Linked DNA regions of Homo sapiens: region 1 is linked to region 2. A link is an interaction called in ENCODE POLR2A ChIA-PET data of the cell type or tissue named here. Cell type or tissue: A673. All regions are shown on one strand. Each heading gives the region's core, and the rest is flanking DNA. Links, peaks and the distances in the headings are about the cores only. Region 1 overlaps DPPA3 (developmental pluripotency associated 3). Region 2 holds the start of LOC124902871 (a long non-coding RNA gene).

Evidence for each region. ChIA-PET counts read pairs that join two places held together with the same protein. Peaks named below come from ENCODE experiments on the same cell type or tissue, not always from the same donor. Only the 100,000 strongest peaks of a DNase experiment are listed, where the experiment ranks them.
Region 1: POLR2A ChIA-PET joins it to region 2 with 10 read pairs; 2 of 35 experiments call an interaction of 5 or more read pairs at or near these places.

Annotation. Positions count from the first base shown.
Region 1 is chr12:7,715,696-7,723,477 of GRCh38, forward strand. DPPA3 (developmental pluripotency associated 3) reads left to right here. Exons shown (of 4, transcript NM_199286.4): 3 at 503-544; 4 at 1,272-1,864. The coding sequence ends at 1,382. Among named protein-coding and RNA genes, the nearest start is that of DPPA3, 8.2 kb to the left of the region's middle. In A673, for the core only: a CTCF peak has its summit at 881 (motif pointing right); no DNase peak of the experiment used is centred there.
Region 2 is chr12:7,962,293-7,971,125 of GRCh38, forward strand. LOC124902871 (a long non-coding RNA gene) reads right to left here and starts at 4,729. Exons shown (of 2, transcript XR_007063198.1): 1 at 2,895-4,729; 2 at 1,322-2,716. RefSeq lists enhancers at 5,634-6,346, 6,347-7,059, 8,485-8,833. In A673, for the core only: no CTCF peak of the experiment used is centred there; no DNase peak of the experiment used is centred there.

The DNA.
Region 1 (7,782 bases), core at 1-2,500, 250 kb before region 2:
CTGAGGCTAGAGAATTGCTTGAACCCTGGAGGCGGAGGTTGCAGTGTGCCGAGATTGTGCCATTGCCCTCCAGCCTGGGCAACAAGAACAAAACAAGCGTCTCAAAAAAAGACTCCCAGCTCACGTCTGTAATCCCTGCACTTTGGAAGGCTGAGGTGGGAGGATCACCTGAGCTCAAGGAGTTCCAGACCAGCCTAGGCAATATAAAAAATTAATAAAATCAGCCATCTCTACAAAAAATTAATTAGCTGGGTGTAGTGGTGCGTGCCTGTAAGTCCCAGCTGCTGTGGGGTGGGTGGCTGAGGGCTGAGGCAGCTGGATCACTTGAGCCTGGGGGGTTAAGGCTGCAGTGAGCCATGATTGCTCCACTGCAATCCAGCCTGGGCAACAGAGAAAGACCCTGTCTCAACAAATTCCCTAGCTTCTCTCCCTTATATAGATGTGTAATATTAGTAATCTTTTTCTTGATAGTTTTCAATAAACATATTTTTTTCCCATGAAGCATGAAAGAAGACCAACAAACAAGGAGCCTAAGGGAGTTAAGGTAAGTATAATTTTTTTCTTTTTATTTTCCTTTTTTTTTTTTGGCTATATATGTGGATGGGTATCTGGTTTGTTTCCTTTTGCCGGAATAGGGAATTAGGGAATTTGCTTGGACTTTCTGAATCCCCAGGGACTCTGGATAAGTCAGTTCATGTTTGTAGTTTTTAAAAATATATTCTTTATTCTTTATTTTTCAGAGAAGTTTTATGTTCATAGCCTTTCCCCCACACCCCACACATGCCGCCTCTACTGTCAACGTCACACACCAGAATTGCACACTTTGCAGCTGATGAACTTACCCTGACAGGATTATCATCCAGAGTTCATAGTTTACACTAGGGGTCACTCTTGGTGTTAGGTTGATACTTTCACGTGCTGTCACAAATATCTTCACGGTAGCACTGTATAGTAAGAGGACAAACACTTCAGCAGAGTGTCTAGTAGCAGAATGAGTTACATTTAAGGCATTCAGAGAACGGAGACTAGAATGTTTTATTGACAGTCTGCACTTGTTACCATTACAAAATGACCCACAAGCTGCCATTCTGTGGTACCCATATTTTGATCTTTTTTTCTCCTAAAATGTTTTGCTTTTGGCCCGTGTGTCCTTTTTTGTGTGTGTTCCCTGTTCCAACACTTACCAAAATAAACAACATTATAGTTGAGGGCTTATTACATTTCTCTGGGGTACAATATTCCAATTAATCCATTTCATCATTTTTTTTCAGAAGGAATCAAGACCATTCAAATGTCCCTGCAGTTTCTGCGTGTCTAATGGATGGGATCCTTCTGAGAATGCTAGAATAGGGAATCAAGACACCAAGCCACTTCAGCCATAAATCTTATTCTTGCACCTTTTTTTCTTGGTAGTAATTTTATATAGCAGGTTGAGAAAGCTACTCTATGCTAGTATAGACTATACACCAATAATTTTGATAATGAGTTCTAGGATGTATTTTTCTTGTATCTTTTTCTTCCTACTATGATACTAGTAATTCATAAGGGATCTGTGTAATCTGAATGTATTTGAATAACTTTAGCTCTACTGTTTGATTTGACCCAAAGAAGCCAAGATGATATAAGTATTCCCATGTGTCTTAGAAGCCCAAAGTCAGTGAGATGAAACCCAACATCAAGAAATTGAAGCAAAGTTACTTATGGATAAAGAAAGCATTAGGTAGTTGGGCTATAGCATAATTAGATTTTCTGGCTTTCAAAAATTTGGATTGCAATCACAGCAAACTTTGTTATTTTTACAGTTTTCAGTACAAAAGTGTTTATATAGAAACAATAAAGTTGACATTTGAGTACCTTTTAAAAATTGTTCTTGATTTTATTCTTTTTCTTACTAACAATTAGATGAACAATAGTTTTATTACATTTCTAGAATGTAAATATCTGGCATTCTAATATTTTATATCTTCCCACTGGGAAGAAACTTCATTGTACATTTGGGTGAGATTGGAAAACACAGGCACAGATAGTTGCAAATATCAACTTCCCATTAGAGATGTGAAAATTGGAAGGAGGTAGAACAGAAGTGGAGCTTACTACGTTGTTGATAGGAAATATGCAGGGGTCCTCACACCAGGCAAGCAATTCTTTTTTGTTTGTTTGGTTTTCTGAGACAGTTTCGCTCTTGTAGCCCAGGCTGGAGTGTGATGGCACTATCTCAGCTCACTGCAACCTCCGCCTCCTGAGTTCAAGCGATTCTCTTGCCTCAGCCTCCTGAGTAGCTGGGATTACAAGCACCTGCCACCACGCCTGGCTAATTTGTGTATTTTTAGTAGAGACAGGGTTTCACCATACTGGCCAGGCTGGTCTGGAACTCCTGACTTCAGATGATCTGCCTGCCTTGGCTTCCCAAAGTGCTGGGATTACAGGTGTAAGCCACGGCACCTGGCCTCCAAGCAAGCAATTCTGCCATAGATATCAGCTGGGTGTCTAATTCAATTCCAGCACTGTCTACCTGGAAATAGCTCCAGATCTTACAGGTTGAAGGCTCAGTCCCACAAGACTGCCTGCACTTCTAATGCTAATCACAAGCTTCAGGTTGTCTTACCTGTGCTTTTGACTGACCAGCTACAAATCAGGGTTCCCTCGACCCCTTGCTTGAGTTTGATTAATTTGCTCTAGTGGCTCATAGAACTCAGGGAAACACCTTACTTATTGTGAAGGATATTACAAAGGATACAGATGAATAACCAGATGGAAGAGATGCATAGGGCGAGGTATAGGAGAAAAGACAAGCAGGGTGAACCACCCTTAAGGAGTGTGAAACTGTCCAGGAGCCCTCAGAACTCCTTTTGTGTTTTTAGGGAAGCTTCATTAGGTAGGCATGATTGATTACATCACTGGCCATTGGTTTATCAACTCAACCTTCAGCCCCTGTCCCTTCCCCTGGAGGTCCCGGAATGGGAGTGAAACTTTCAACCCTCCAATCACTTGGTGGTTTCTCCTGGCAACCTGCCCACATCCTGAGGGTATCTTGGAGCCCCCAGCAAAGCAGTCACCATTAGCATACAAAAGTTATCACTCCAGAGATTTTGAAGATTTTAGGAGCTATATGACAGGAAATGGTGACTAAGAACAAATATGTTTTATAATATCACAGGGAGAATTGGAAAGGATATCTGCATGATATGTAATAACCCAAGAAGATGCTATCCAGTGATTTCTTTGTGGTTTTTGTTTTGTTTTTTGAGATGGGGTCTCACTTTGTTGCCCAGGCTGGAGTGCAGGACCACACTGCCAAGTTTGGTCATCAGAAGTTACCCCACTGAAGAACTAAATTTAACATGGTCTACCAGCAAGGACAAATGTGGGGCAGATTGAGCATTGGTTATATTTCTTTTTTTTTTTTTTTTTTTTTTTTTTTGAGATGGAGTTTCACTCTTGTTGCCCAGGCCGGAGGGCAGTGGCGCAATATCAGCTCACTGCAACCTCTGCCTCCCATATTCAAGCAATTCTCCTGCCTCAGCTTCCTGAGTAGCTGGGATTACAGGCATGTGCCACCACACCCAGATAATTTTGTATTTTTTAGTACAGATAGGGTCTAACCATGTTGGTGGTATCGAACTCCTGACCTCAGATGATCTACCCACTTCAGCCTCCCAAAGTGCTGGGATTACAGGCATGAGCCACTGTGCCCGGCAGAGCATTTGTTATAACTTACAAATCGTTCCTAGTAGCAAAGCTAACTTTTATTATTTTTCTGTATGAGCTTGAAAATCACTGACTAGTTAAAAAAGGCAACTTATTTTTATTGCAATCATGTTAAATTTGTAAATTAATGAAAACATTAATTCTACATGTCACATGTCCTTTCGTATTCTTTTGAGATGCAGTCTCGCTCTGTCACCAATGCTGAAGTGCAGTGGTGCCATCTCTGCTCACTGCAACCTCCACCTCCCAGGTTCAAGCGATCCTCCTGCCTCAGACTCCCAAGTAGCTGGGACTACAGGCGTGTGCCACCACGCCCAGCTAATTTTTGTATTTTTAGTAGAGACAGGGTTTCACCATGTTAGCCAGACTGGTCTCGAACTCCTGACCTCAGGCAATCTGCCTGCCTTGGCCTCCCAAAGTACTGGGATTATAGGCATGAGACACCGCGCCTGGCTAGTATTTAGGTATATTTTTAAACCTTTCTATAATAATATCTTCCTTTCATGTATTTCCTGCTGAGAGCATCAGTTCAAGTTGCCCTGAATCTTTATGCTCCCAGTTTACATTTATTGAGTGCTAGGCATTATTCTAAGGATTTTACGTGCATTAGCTTATTTAAACCTCAAAACTTCTGAGATAGGTCACTTTCGGTGTCTTCATTTTACAGAAAAAAAAAAGCACAAAAGTAGTGAACTTGCTCAAAGTTACATAAGAAGTGGCTTATCCGAGATGGAAGTCAGCTAAGCCAAGTCGGTACTTTCTTCTTTTTTTTTTTTTGAGATGGAGTTTTGCTCTTGTAGCCCAGGCTGTAATGCAATGGTGCAATCTCGGCTCACTGCAACCTCCGCCTCTTGGGTTCAAGCAATTCTCCTGACCTCTCCCCGTGTCGGCTTCCCAAAGTGCTGGGATTACAGGCGTAAGCCACTGCGCCTGGCCCAAGTCGTACTTTCTACAGATATCTTCCTCTTCAGATTATATTATGGTGTGTTAAAATATTGCCATTACATTTTTCAACTGGTTGTAATATATGAAAGTTGTTTTTTTTCTATATTTACTTATTTGAGCCAGGGTCTCTCTCAGTTGCCCAGGCTGGGAGTGTAGTGAGGCTTGGCTCACTGCAAACTCCACCTCCCGGGCTGAAGCAATCCTCCCACCTCAGCCTTCTGAGTAGCTAGAACTACAGGCATGAGCCACAATGCCCGGCTAATTTTTTGTATTGTTTGAGGAGACAGAGTTTCACCGTGTTGCCCAGGCTAACGCTGTTAATTTCTCTATTTGCTGTTCACTCAACATTTTTTGTTTTACTTTAAACTTTTTTTAAAAAAATTTCAAACTACATAAAGTTGCAAGCTTAAGCTCATAAACCTGTGTGTACATTTTACCTAGATACAACAATTGTTAGCATTAGCCACATTTCATTTAACATTCTATATTTTCTCTTTTTAAACAGATATTTGAGAGTAAATTTCAGATAACACTTCATCCCAAAATAGTTTGTGTTTTCTTAGAACAAGAATATTGACTTATATAACCACAGTAGAAGGATAAAATTCAAGAAATTTATGGCCAGATGTGGTGACTCATGCCTATAATCTCAGCACTTTTGGTGGCTGAGCCCAGAGATTTGCTTGAGGCCAAGAGTTCGAGACTAGCCTGGCAACATAGTGAGATCCTAGTCTCTACAAACAAAAAATAAATTAGTCAGGTGTAGTGTTGGGGGCCGGGGGGAAGATGTGGAAGGGATAGGAAGCGGGAAAGGGGTAGGAAGGGATAGGAAGGGAGGAAATGGGCTAGAGGACCCCAGGGGTTCAAAAGGCAACTTATTTATTTATTTATTTATTTATTTTGAGGCAGAGTTTCGCTCTTGTAGCCCAGGCTGTAGTGCAATGGTGCAATCTCGGCTCGCTGCAACCTCCGCCTCCTGGGTTCAAGCAATTCTCCTGCCTCAGCCTCCCGAGTAGCTGGGATTACAGGTGCCTGCCACCTCGCCTAGCTAATTTTTGTATTTTTAGTAGAGACGGGGTTTCACCACATTGGCCAGGCGGATCTGGAACTCCTGACCTCAGGCAATGCGCCCACCTCAGCCTCCCAAAGTGCTGGGATTACAGGTGTAATCCCAGCACAGGCACCACGCCCGGCCCAGAGTTTATTTTTGTATTTCTGCTGGCCCACGCAGTCCAGCCCAAAGGGCCTATGGCCCAAGGCCCCACAATCAGGCCCCAGCGGTCACCAGCTCTGGTCTTGGACCAGCCCTTGGTGCCCACCTGTACCCCCACCTCACCCATTTGGTCACATGCACTGGTTGTCACTTTACTACAGCTCATTCCTTCCCAATAAAAGTTTCTGTGACTTAAAAAATATACATATATTTTTCTATATGATGTTAGATAGGGGTCCTACTTAATTCTTTTGCATATGGTTATCTAGCTGTCCAAGCAACATGTGTTGAAAAGACCATTCTTAAAAAAATAAATAAATAAATAAAAAATAAAAATAAAAAAAGACCATTCTTTCCCTATTGAGTTGTTAACAATCAATTGACTATTAATGTGAATGTTTATTTTTGAATTTGCTTATTACATTGATCTATACATTTGTTTATTTATTTATTTATTGAGATGAAGTCTTGCTCTGTTGCCCAGGCTGGAGTGCAGTGGTGCGATCTTGGCTCATTGCAACCTCCGTCTCCTGGGTTCAAGCGATATCCTGCCTCAACCTCCCGAGTAGCTGGGACTACAGGTGTGTGCCATCACGCCGGGCTAATTTTTGTATTTTTAGTAGAGACTGGGTTTCACCATGTTGGCCAGGCTGGTCTTGATCTCCTGATCTCAGGCCATCCGCTCACCTTGGCATCCCAAAGTGCTGGGATTACAGGCGTGATCCACCTCACCTGGCCTGATCTATATGTTTGTTTTTATGCCAATATCACACTGTCTTGGTTACTCTTGCTCTGTGGTACATTTTGAAATCAGGAAGTGTGAGTCTTCCAACTTTATTCTTCTTTTTCAAGTTGTTGAGACTTTATTAATTTAAAATATTATTAGGCCGGGCAAGGTGACATAAACCTGTAGACCCAGCTACTCCTGAGCTGAGGAGGGAGGATCATTTGAGGCCAGGAGTTCGAGGCTGTAGTGCCCTATGATCACACTGTGAACAGCTGCTGCACTGCAGCCTGGGCAACATAGTGAGGCCCCTTCTCTAAAAATAAATTAAAAATAGGCTGGGCACAGTGTCTTACGTCTGCTCTCCCAGCACTTTGGGAGGCTGAGGCAAGAGGATCACTTGAGCCCAGGAGTTTAATGCCAGCCTGGGCAACATAGCTAGACCTCATCTTTACAAATAATAAAAAAAATTAGCTGGGTGTGGTGGTGTGCACCTGTGGTCCCAGGTACTTGAGAGGCTGAGATCACGGCCCTGCTTGGGCAATAGAGTGAGACCTTGTCTCAAAAAATAAAAAATTGTTATAAGGATACTTTGGTTTGATATATCACTTATCAAATTTGTGCTGTGCCATAATGAGATTTCTCATATGCTTGTGGGCTTTTCTCTATTCTTTTGAATTCCTTATAAGATTGAGGCCAGGCACAGTGGCTCATGCCTGTAATTCCAGCACTTTGGGAGGCTGAGGCGGGTGGATTACCTGAGGTCAGGAGTTCAAGACCAGCCTGGCCAATGTTGTGAAACCTCATCTCTACTAAAAATACAAAAATTAGCCGGGCATGGTGGCGGACGCCTGTAATCCCAGCTACTCAGGAGGCTGAGGCAGGAGAATCGCTCGAACCTGGGAGGCGGAGATTGCAGTGAGCTGAGATCACACCACTGCACTCCAGCCTGGGCGACAGAGCAAGACTCCATCTCAGGAAAAAAAAAAAAAGAGAGATTGAAAATTAAGTTTATCTTAAGATCCATTATTTTTCAAAACAGTGAGAGTCTTGGCCAGGCACAGTGGCTCACGCCTGTTATCCCAACACTTTGAGAGGCGGAGGCAAGGCAGGTGGATCACCTGAGGTCAGGAGTTCGAGACCACCCTGGCCAACATGGTGAAACCCCGTCTGTACTAATAATACAAAAATT
Region 2 (8,833 bases), core at 3,326-5,825:
TTCTCCATGTTGGTCAGGCTGGTCTCAAACTCCCGACCTCAGGTGATCCACCTGCCTCAGCCTCCCAAAGTGCTGGGATTATAGGTGTGAGCCACCGAGCCTCCGCCCCACCCCCACCACCATTCTTCTTAACGATCTAAATTTAGACTTTCCAAACATACTCGAAGTAGATGTGAGGAGCTTAATCAAATCATCACAGAAACATTCGTCTCTGTAGTGGTAGAAATAGGTACTTGATAAATCAAACTGTCAGTTTCTTCTGTTACCTCATTTATAATTCATAACAATATTTAAAATTTGCTATTGTCATCCTCATTTACACCAAGAAATCTCTAAGTAATTTGCTCAAGGACCCACAGTTTGGGGCAGAACTAGTTGTCCATACTATACTATAGTATACTACATTGTTGTAGATTAAGAGAAATATATCCAATGTATGTTAAGAAGAAAGAATCCGGGGCCGGGCGCGGTGGCTCACGCCTGTAATCCCACCACTTTGGGAGTTCGAGGTGGGCGGATCACGAGGTCAAGAGTCCGAGATCAGCCTGGCCAATATGGTGAAACGCCTTCTCTACTAAAAATACAAAAATTAGCCGGGTGTGGTGGTGCGCGCTTGTAGTCCCAGCTACTCAGGAGGCTGAGGCAGGAGAATCGCTTGAACCCGGGAGGCGGAGGTTGCAGTGAGCCGACGTCGCACCGCCACTGCACTGCAGACTGGACGACAAAGCGAGACTCCGCCTCAAAAAAAAGAAAAGAAAAAAGAATCCGGGATAGCCACTCTTTCTCCATCCACGTCTATCCTACCCTTTTACGCCTAGAAATGGAGCCTGTTCTTGCCCCTTCTTAGGCAGCTTGTCATAAACAGGAAGCATGTGTCCTGGGTGCAAGACATCTGGAGACTGACGATAAGTGGCTGTTCAAGGGTTGTAGGAAAAGGGAGACATTCTCCCCCGCGAGTTTAGTAAAGATTCTATTCTTAGGCTCTAGAGAGAAGGTGAAAGGAAGTTGAGGATGCCAGGCAGGGAGGCTGGATAAGGGAAGGAAAGCTCTTGCTACTTATCAGTGTTCTGTCTGCAAAGAAGAAACGTCAAAGGGAAAAAAGGGGGAGTCTCCTTCAGTAATAATGGCTTTGCAGAGCTGATTACCTTTCAGTTCAGTTAAACCAGGGGTCTGAAACTATGGCACTGGGTCCAAATCAAGCCCAACACCTGTCTATCACCACACATAAACTAAGAATGATTTTTGCATTTTTAAATGATTGAGGGTGGGGGGGAATCAAAATAATTATTTTGTGGCTTGTGAAAATGATATAAAATTCAAATTTCAGTGTCCACAAGTAAAGCTTTATTGAAATACATTCACGTTCATTCATTTATATATTGTCAAGGGCTGCTTTTGCACTACATATGGTCAGAGTGGGTAGTTATGACAGATTGAATGGCCCACAAGGCCTAAACTATTTGCTATCTGATCCCTTACAGTAAGTAAAGTTAGCCAACTTGTGATTTAGACAGTAGAGGAATCAAATGAAATAGCATCAAAAAGTTGTAGGATCATTGGGCCATTCTAACCCTAAGTCAGAGGAAGAAATGGAATGGGAAGTAGAGGGTGAACAGAAAGAACACAATACATCTGAGTGGGACGCACACATGTTGAGTAGTAAAAATCTCTGAGGACTTCTTGTTAGGGGATGCCAAAAAGTGGGCCTACCAAGAAGATATAAAAAGGCTGAGATTAGGGCGGGGTGCGGTGGCTCACACTTGTAATCCCAGCACTTGGAGAGGCTGAGGCGGGTGGATAACCTGAGATCAGGAGTTCGAGACCAGCCTGGCCAACATGGGGAAACCCCATCTCTACTAAAAATACAAAATTAGCCATGCATGATGGTGCGTGCCTATAATCCCAGCTATTCGGGAGGCTGAGGAAGGAGAATCACTTAGAACGCGGGAGGCAGAGGTTGCAGTGAGCCAAGATCATGCCATTGCACTCCAGCCTGGGCGACAGCTCGATACTCTGTCTCGGAAAAAAAAAAAAAAAAAAAGCTGAGATTAGGAAATAGAAATTTTTTCTCCAAATTTCTCTCATTCCATGATATAGGGAATGGGAGATAAACTTAGCAATGTTGAGAATGTCCTCTACTTAAGGGCACTAGTTCAATAAACTGTTCCCCAGGTTCACTGTGGGCTGATAAATTCACCTGGTTATTTTACTTATCTAGAAACATAGTACAGATATTAAAATACCTAAATCCCCAGTGGCCGCTTTGAACATAGTGCTACCCTCCATATTACTAGAAAGAGGAAAATTCAAGACTGGATTAGAGAAATGGCTAATGAAAGATGGGCTGACAGCTAATCTTAAATTCAACTCTCCCTTTTTTCCATAGCTTCATGGTCATTTTCTGTGATCCAAAAAGGTGGTGAAAAGACTGCATTTGGCCAGGCGTGAGGGCTAATGCCTGTAACCCCAGCACTTTGAGAGGATGAGGCGGGCGGATCACTTGAGGTCAGGACTTCGAGACCAGCCTGGCCAACATGGTGAAATCCCGTCTCTATTAAAATACAATATTAGCCGGGCATGGTGACGCATGCCTGTAATCCAAGCTACTCAGGAGGAAGCTAAGGCAGGAGAATTGCTTAAACCCAGGAGGCAGAGGTTGCAGTGAGCCGAGATCAGGCCACTGTACTCCAGCCTGGCAACAAGAGCGAAACTCCATCTGAAAAAAGAAAAAAAAAAACACAAAAATTACCACTATCATCACCCATCTACCTAATGAAGTGTGGGTGAAGAAAACAGATGTGGAGAACAGCGCAGGAATAATAACTTTAGTGGAATTAGTCCCTGAATAAACCATTATAAATAGAATACATTTAGCTGGGCGTGGTGGCACGCACCTGTAGTCCCAGCTACTCGGGAGGCTGAGGCAGGAGAATCGCTTGAATCCGGGAGGCGGAGCTTGCAGTGAGCTGAGATCGTGCCACTGCACTCCAGCCTGGGCAACAGAGTGAGACTCCAGCTCAAAAAATAAAATAAAATAAAATAAATAGAATACATTATTAAACATAAATTACTAACTTGTTTATCCTATACTGACTGTTATCATGGATAGATCCTGAGTCATATTTCTAAATACATTATGGGAGCCTGTAATAAAAAAGTCACATCCTACATGACGCTTTAAAGTCCTGTGTAGTTTTATAATATGATTGTTTTAGTTCATTTATTCACAAATTCAGATTTTAGTGTGGCACAATAGGTGTGTTTAAAGCAGAACGTGCTTGAACTTTGTAATGATTGTCCTTCTACAAGATGCTGGACGCTGTTCTAAAGACACATATGTCATATGGTAAACATGTCTAAACAAAGTCCTACAAAGTTTATTTATTTATTTTTAAAATAAATATGTCTTTTGTTTTGTTTTTTTGAGATAGGGTCTCACTTTGTCACCCAGGCTGGAGTGCAGTGGTGCAGTCACAGCTCATGCAGCCTCACCTCCTGGCCTCAGGTGATCCTCCTGCCTCAGCTCTCTATTACTCCATTTTCACACTGCTATAAAGAACTACCTGAGGCCGGCCGGGCACGGTGGCTCACACTTGTAATCCCAGCACTTTGGGAGGCCGAGGCGGGCGGATCACCTGAGGTCAGGAGTTCGAGACCAGCCTGGCCAAAATGGTGAAACCCCCGTCTCTACTTAAAATACAAAAATTAGCCGGGCATGGTGGCAGGCGCCTATAATCCCAGCTACTCGGGAGGCTGAGGCAGGAGAATTGCTTGAACCCGGGAGGCGGAGGTTGCAGTGAGCCGAGATCGCGCCATTGTACTCCAGCTTGGGGGACAAGAGTGAGACTTCGTCTGAAAAAACAACAACAGCAACAAAACAACAACAACAAAGAACTACGTGAGGCTGAGTGCAGTGGCTCATGCCTATGATCCCAGCAGTTTGGGAGGTCAAGGTGGGTGGATCACCTGAGGTCAGTTCAACACCAATCTGGCCAACATGGTGAATGAAACTCCATCTCTACTAAATATACAAAAATTAGCTGGGCGTGGTGGCGCATGCTTGTAATCCTAGCTACTTGGGAAGCTGAGGCAGGAGAATGGCTTGAATCTAGGAAGCCGAGGTTGCAGTAGCTGAGATCACACCATGGCACTCCAGCCTGGGCAACAGAGCAAGACTCTGTCTCAAAAAAAAAAAAATAATAACTACCTGTGACTGGGTAATTTATAAAGGAAAAAGCTTGGTAGGGTGTGGTGGCTCACGCCTATAATCCTAGCAATTCGGGAGGCCGAGTTGGGCTGATCACGAGGTCAGGAGTTCGAGACCAGCCTGGCTAACGTGGTGAAACCCCATCTCTACTGAAAATACAAAAATTAGCCGGGCGTGGTGGCAAGCATGTGTAATCACAGCTCCTCTGGAGGCTGAGGCAGGAGAATTGCTTAAACCCGGGGGCGGAGGTTGCAGTGAGCCGAGATCACGCCACTCCGCTCCAGCCTGGGCGACAGAGGGAGACTCTGGAAAAAAAAAAAAAAAGCTTTAATTGACTCACAGTTTCACATGGGTGGGGATGCCTCAGGAAACTTACAATCATGGTGAAATGGGAAGCAGGGCACGTCTTACATTGCAGCAGGAGAGGTGGCAGAGGGCAGGGGGGAGACCACCACACACCTTTCAACTATCAGATCTTTTTTTTTTTCTTTTCTTTTTTTTTTTGAGACGGAGTCTTGCTCTGTCGCCCAGGCTGGAGTGCAGTGGCGCGATCTCGGCTCAATGCAAGCTCTGCCTCCCGGGTTCACGCCATTCTCCTGCCTCAGCCTCCCGAGTAGCTGGGACCACAGGTGCCCGCCATCACGCCCGGCTAATTTTTTGTATTTTTAGTAGAGACGGGGTTTCACCGTGTTAGCCAGGATGGTCTCGATCTCCTGGCCTCATGATCCACCCGCCTCGGCCTCCCAAAGTGCTGGGATTACAGGCTTGAGCCACCGCGCCCAGCCGAACCATCAGATCTTGTTAGAACTCACTCATTATCACTAGAACAGCATGGAGGAAACTGTCCAAATGATCCAATCACTTCCCACCAGGACCCTCCCTTAACAGGTGGGGGTTACAATTTGGGATGATGTTTGTGTGGGGAAACGGAGCCAAACCATATCAGCCTCACAAGTAGCTGGGACCACAAGCCTATGCCACTTATGCTGCACTAATAATTTTTAACATTATTTGTAGAGATGAGGTCTTGATACATCGTCCAGGCTGGACTCGAGTTCTTGAGCTCAAGTGATCCTTCCATCTCAGCCTCCCAAAGTGCTGAGATTAGAGGCTTGAGCCACCAGGCCCAGCCTATTTAATGTTTTGTTTTTTTAAAATTTATTAGAAAAAAAATTTTTTTTTTGAGACAGAGTCTTGCTCTGTCACCCAGGCTAGAGTGCAATGGTGCGATCTCGGCTCACAGCAACTTCCACCTCCTGGATTCCAGTGATTCTCCTGCCTCAGCCTCCCGAGTAGCTGGGATTACAGATGCCCACCACCACGCCTGGCTAATTTTTGTATTTTTAGTAGAGACGGGGTTTCATCTTGTTGGCCAGGCTGGTCTCAAACTCCTGACCTCACAGGTGATCCACCCGCCTCGGCCTCCAAAGTACTGAAATTATAGGCGTGAGCCACTGCGCCCGGACTAATGTTTTAGTTTTTTAAAGATAGAGATTGGCGTCTCACTATATTGCCCAAGCTAGTCTCAAACTTGTAGGCTCAAGCAATCCTCCCACCTGGGCAAAGATTACAGGTGGGAACCACTGTTCCTGGCTGAAAGTTTATGTTAAGTGTCATGAAGGGGCACTACCAAGTGCATAAAAAATAAAATACAGGCTGGGAGCGGTGGTCCACACCTGTAATCCTACCGCTTTGGAAGGCTGAGGCAGGAGGATAGCTTGAGTCCATGAGTTCAAAACCAGCCAATCCTATCTCAAAACAAGCAAACAAAGCTGGGCATGGTGATGTGTGTCTGTAATTCTAGCTACTCTGAAGGCAGAGGCAGGAAGGATCCCTTGAGCCTAGATGTTAGAGGCCAGCCTGAGCAACCTAGCGCAACACTGATTCTACAAAAAATAAAATACAGGCTGGCCGCGGTGGCTCACGCCTGTAATCTCAGCACTTTCGGAGGCCAAGGCGGGCCGATCACCTGAGGTCGGGAATTCCAAAACAGCCTGACCAACATGGAGAAACCCCATCTCTACTAAAAACACAAAATTAGCCGCCAGGCACCGTGGCTCACGCTTGTAATCCCAGCACTTTGGGAGGCTGAGGCGGGTGGATTACGAGGTCAGAAGTTTGAGACCAGCCTGGCCAATATGGTGAAACCCCGTCTCCACTAAAAATACAAAAAAAAATTATCTGGGCGTGCTGGCACGCGCCTGTAGTCCCAGCTGCTTGGGAGGGTGAGGCAGGAGAATCGGTTGAACCCGGGAGGCGGAGGCTGCAGTGAGCCGAGATGGTGCCACTGCACTCCAGCCTGGGCAACAGAGCAAGATTCCGTCTCAAAAAAAAAAAAAAAAAAAAAAAAAATTAGCCAGGAGTGGTTGTGCATGCCTGCAATCCCAGCGACTCCGGAGTCTGAGGCAGGATAATCGATTGAACCCGGGAGGCGTAGGTTGCAGTAAACCTAGATCGCGCCACTGCACTCCAGCCTGGGCAATAAGAGCGAAACTCCGTCTCTAAAAAATAAAAATAAAATAAAATAAAATACAAATTTAGTCCCAAGACAGTTGTGCCCATAGTCCCAACTATTGTCCCAGGTATTCAGGAAGCTGGGACAATAGCTGGTATTCAGGAAGGTGGGAGGGTTGTTTCAACCCAGGAGTCTGAGGCTGCAGTGAAGCCGTGATCGCTCTGCTACACTCCAGTCTGGGCAACAGGGTGAGACCCTGTGTCAAAAGAAAAAAAACTACATAATACATAAATACAACGCCATGATATATAAATCACGTTGTTTTTTGTTTGTTTTGTTTTGCTTTTGAGACGGAGTCTCACTCTGTCTCCCAGGCTGGAGTGCAATGGTGCGATCTCGGCTCACTGCAACCTCCACCTCCTGGGTTTAAGCGATTCTCCTGCCTTAGACTCCCGAGTAGCTGGGACTACAGGTGCCTGCCACCACACCCAGCTAATTTTTGTATTTTTAGTAGAGACAGGGTTTCACCATGTTGACCAAGCTGGTCTTTGAACTCGTAATCTCAAGTGATCCGCCTGCCTTGGCCTCCCAAACTGCTGGGATTACAGGTGTGAGCCACCATGCCCAGCCAAATCACCTGTTTTTAAACCATAGAAAAAGGGGAAGATAAATGTCAAAGGAGGACTGTATTTACAACTCAACAGTAAGGAAAATAAAGTCCTTGATTTAGATTCCCCCCCTTTCCAGTTTTCCACTTCTTTCTCCTCTCAAGCACCTTTTCTGCCTGGCAAGAAGCATGCAAAACAAACTACCCATTTGCTTTTCTTCTTCTTCTTTTTTTTTTTTTTTTTTTTTTTTTTGGAGACATAGCCTCACTCTGTCACCTAACCTGAAATGCAGTGGCTCGGTTAACTGCAACCTCCACCTCCCACCTCCCAGGTTCAAGCTATTCTCCTGACTCAGCTTCCCCAGTAGCTGGGATTACAGGCGTGCGCCACCATGCTCGGCTAATTTTTGTATTTTTTAGTAGAGATGGGGTTTCGCCATTTGGACAGGCTGGTCTCGAACTCCTGACCTCAGGTGATCCACTAACCTCAGCCTCCCAAAGTGCTGGGATTACAGGCATGAGCCACCGCGCCCGAACTACAATTCTTGGACGTCTCCATTAATTCTTACTGCTCTTCCATCCCCAATCTTGTCTTTCTCGGTGTCTTGATTACTTGAAAATCATCCCTTCGTCTCTGTTTCTCGAGCAGTGCCCCTTCCGCAACAGTACGCGCTCTCCTTTTTTTTTTTTCTTTTTTTCTTTTGAGGCAGGGTCTCAGTCTGTTGCCCAGGCTGGAATGCAGTGGCGCGATCTCGGCTCACTGCAACCTCCGCCTCCCGGGTTCAAGCGATTCTCCCGCCTCAGCCTCCCGAGTAGCTGGCATTACAGACGCCCGCCACCAGGTCCGGCTAATTTTTTTGTATTTTTAGTAGAGACGGGGTTTCACCATGTTGGCCAGGCTGGATTTGAACTCCGGACCTCAAGTGATCCGATCTCTTCGGCCTCCCAAAGTGCTAGGATGACAGGCGTGAGACACCGCGGCCGGCCGCGCTCTCCCTTTCTTGCACTCGTCTTTATCTTCTAAGCCCTCCACATGCTTTTAAACTGTCAGTCTTTTCATTTTTATTTCTTCCTCTTGGACGCATTTACCCAAATTGGCCCGAGGGAGGCTGAGACAGCAGATACGAAAGAAAAATGTGTGTATGCGTGAGTCTTTGGGTGGCGAAGAAGGAGGAGGAGGAATGTAGCTCGGGGCTCGGCCCCCGTGCTGGGATTCCGAGGGCGGGGGACAGGATGCGCGCGCGGCGGGTAGCGTGCCACACGGCACGTCCCGGCCGCTGCAGGAAGGCGGGGCTCAGGTCCCGCCGACTCCCACATGCTGGGGGACACCGGGAGCGCCTCCCACTCCCAGCCCGCCGGAGAGCCTTGCAATTTTCAGGAATCGGCGTCTTCTCTGGAAAGCCGCCAAAGGTTTTAAGAGGGTTTCGCCTTAAGGGCAGATGTTTTGTGCTAGGCCAGTAATCCTCAAACGTCCCTTTTAGCCCCACTCAGCTGTGTGAGTTTCCATCCCCATCCCCTCCTCTCACCCGACCACGTTGCCTCTTTAGCTGCAGGTCCTTTTATT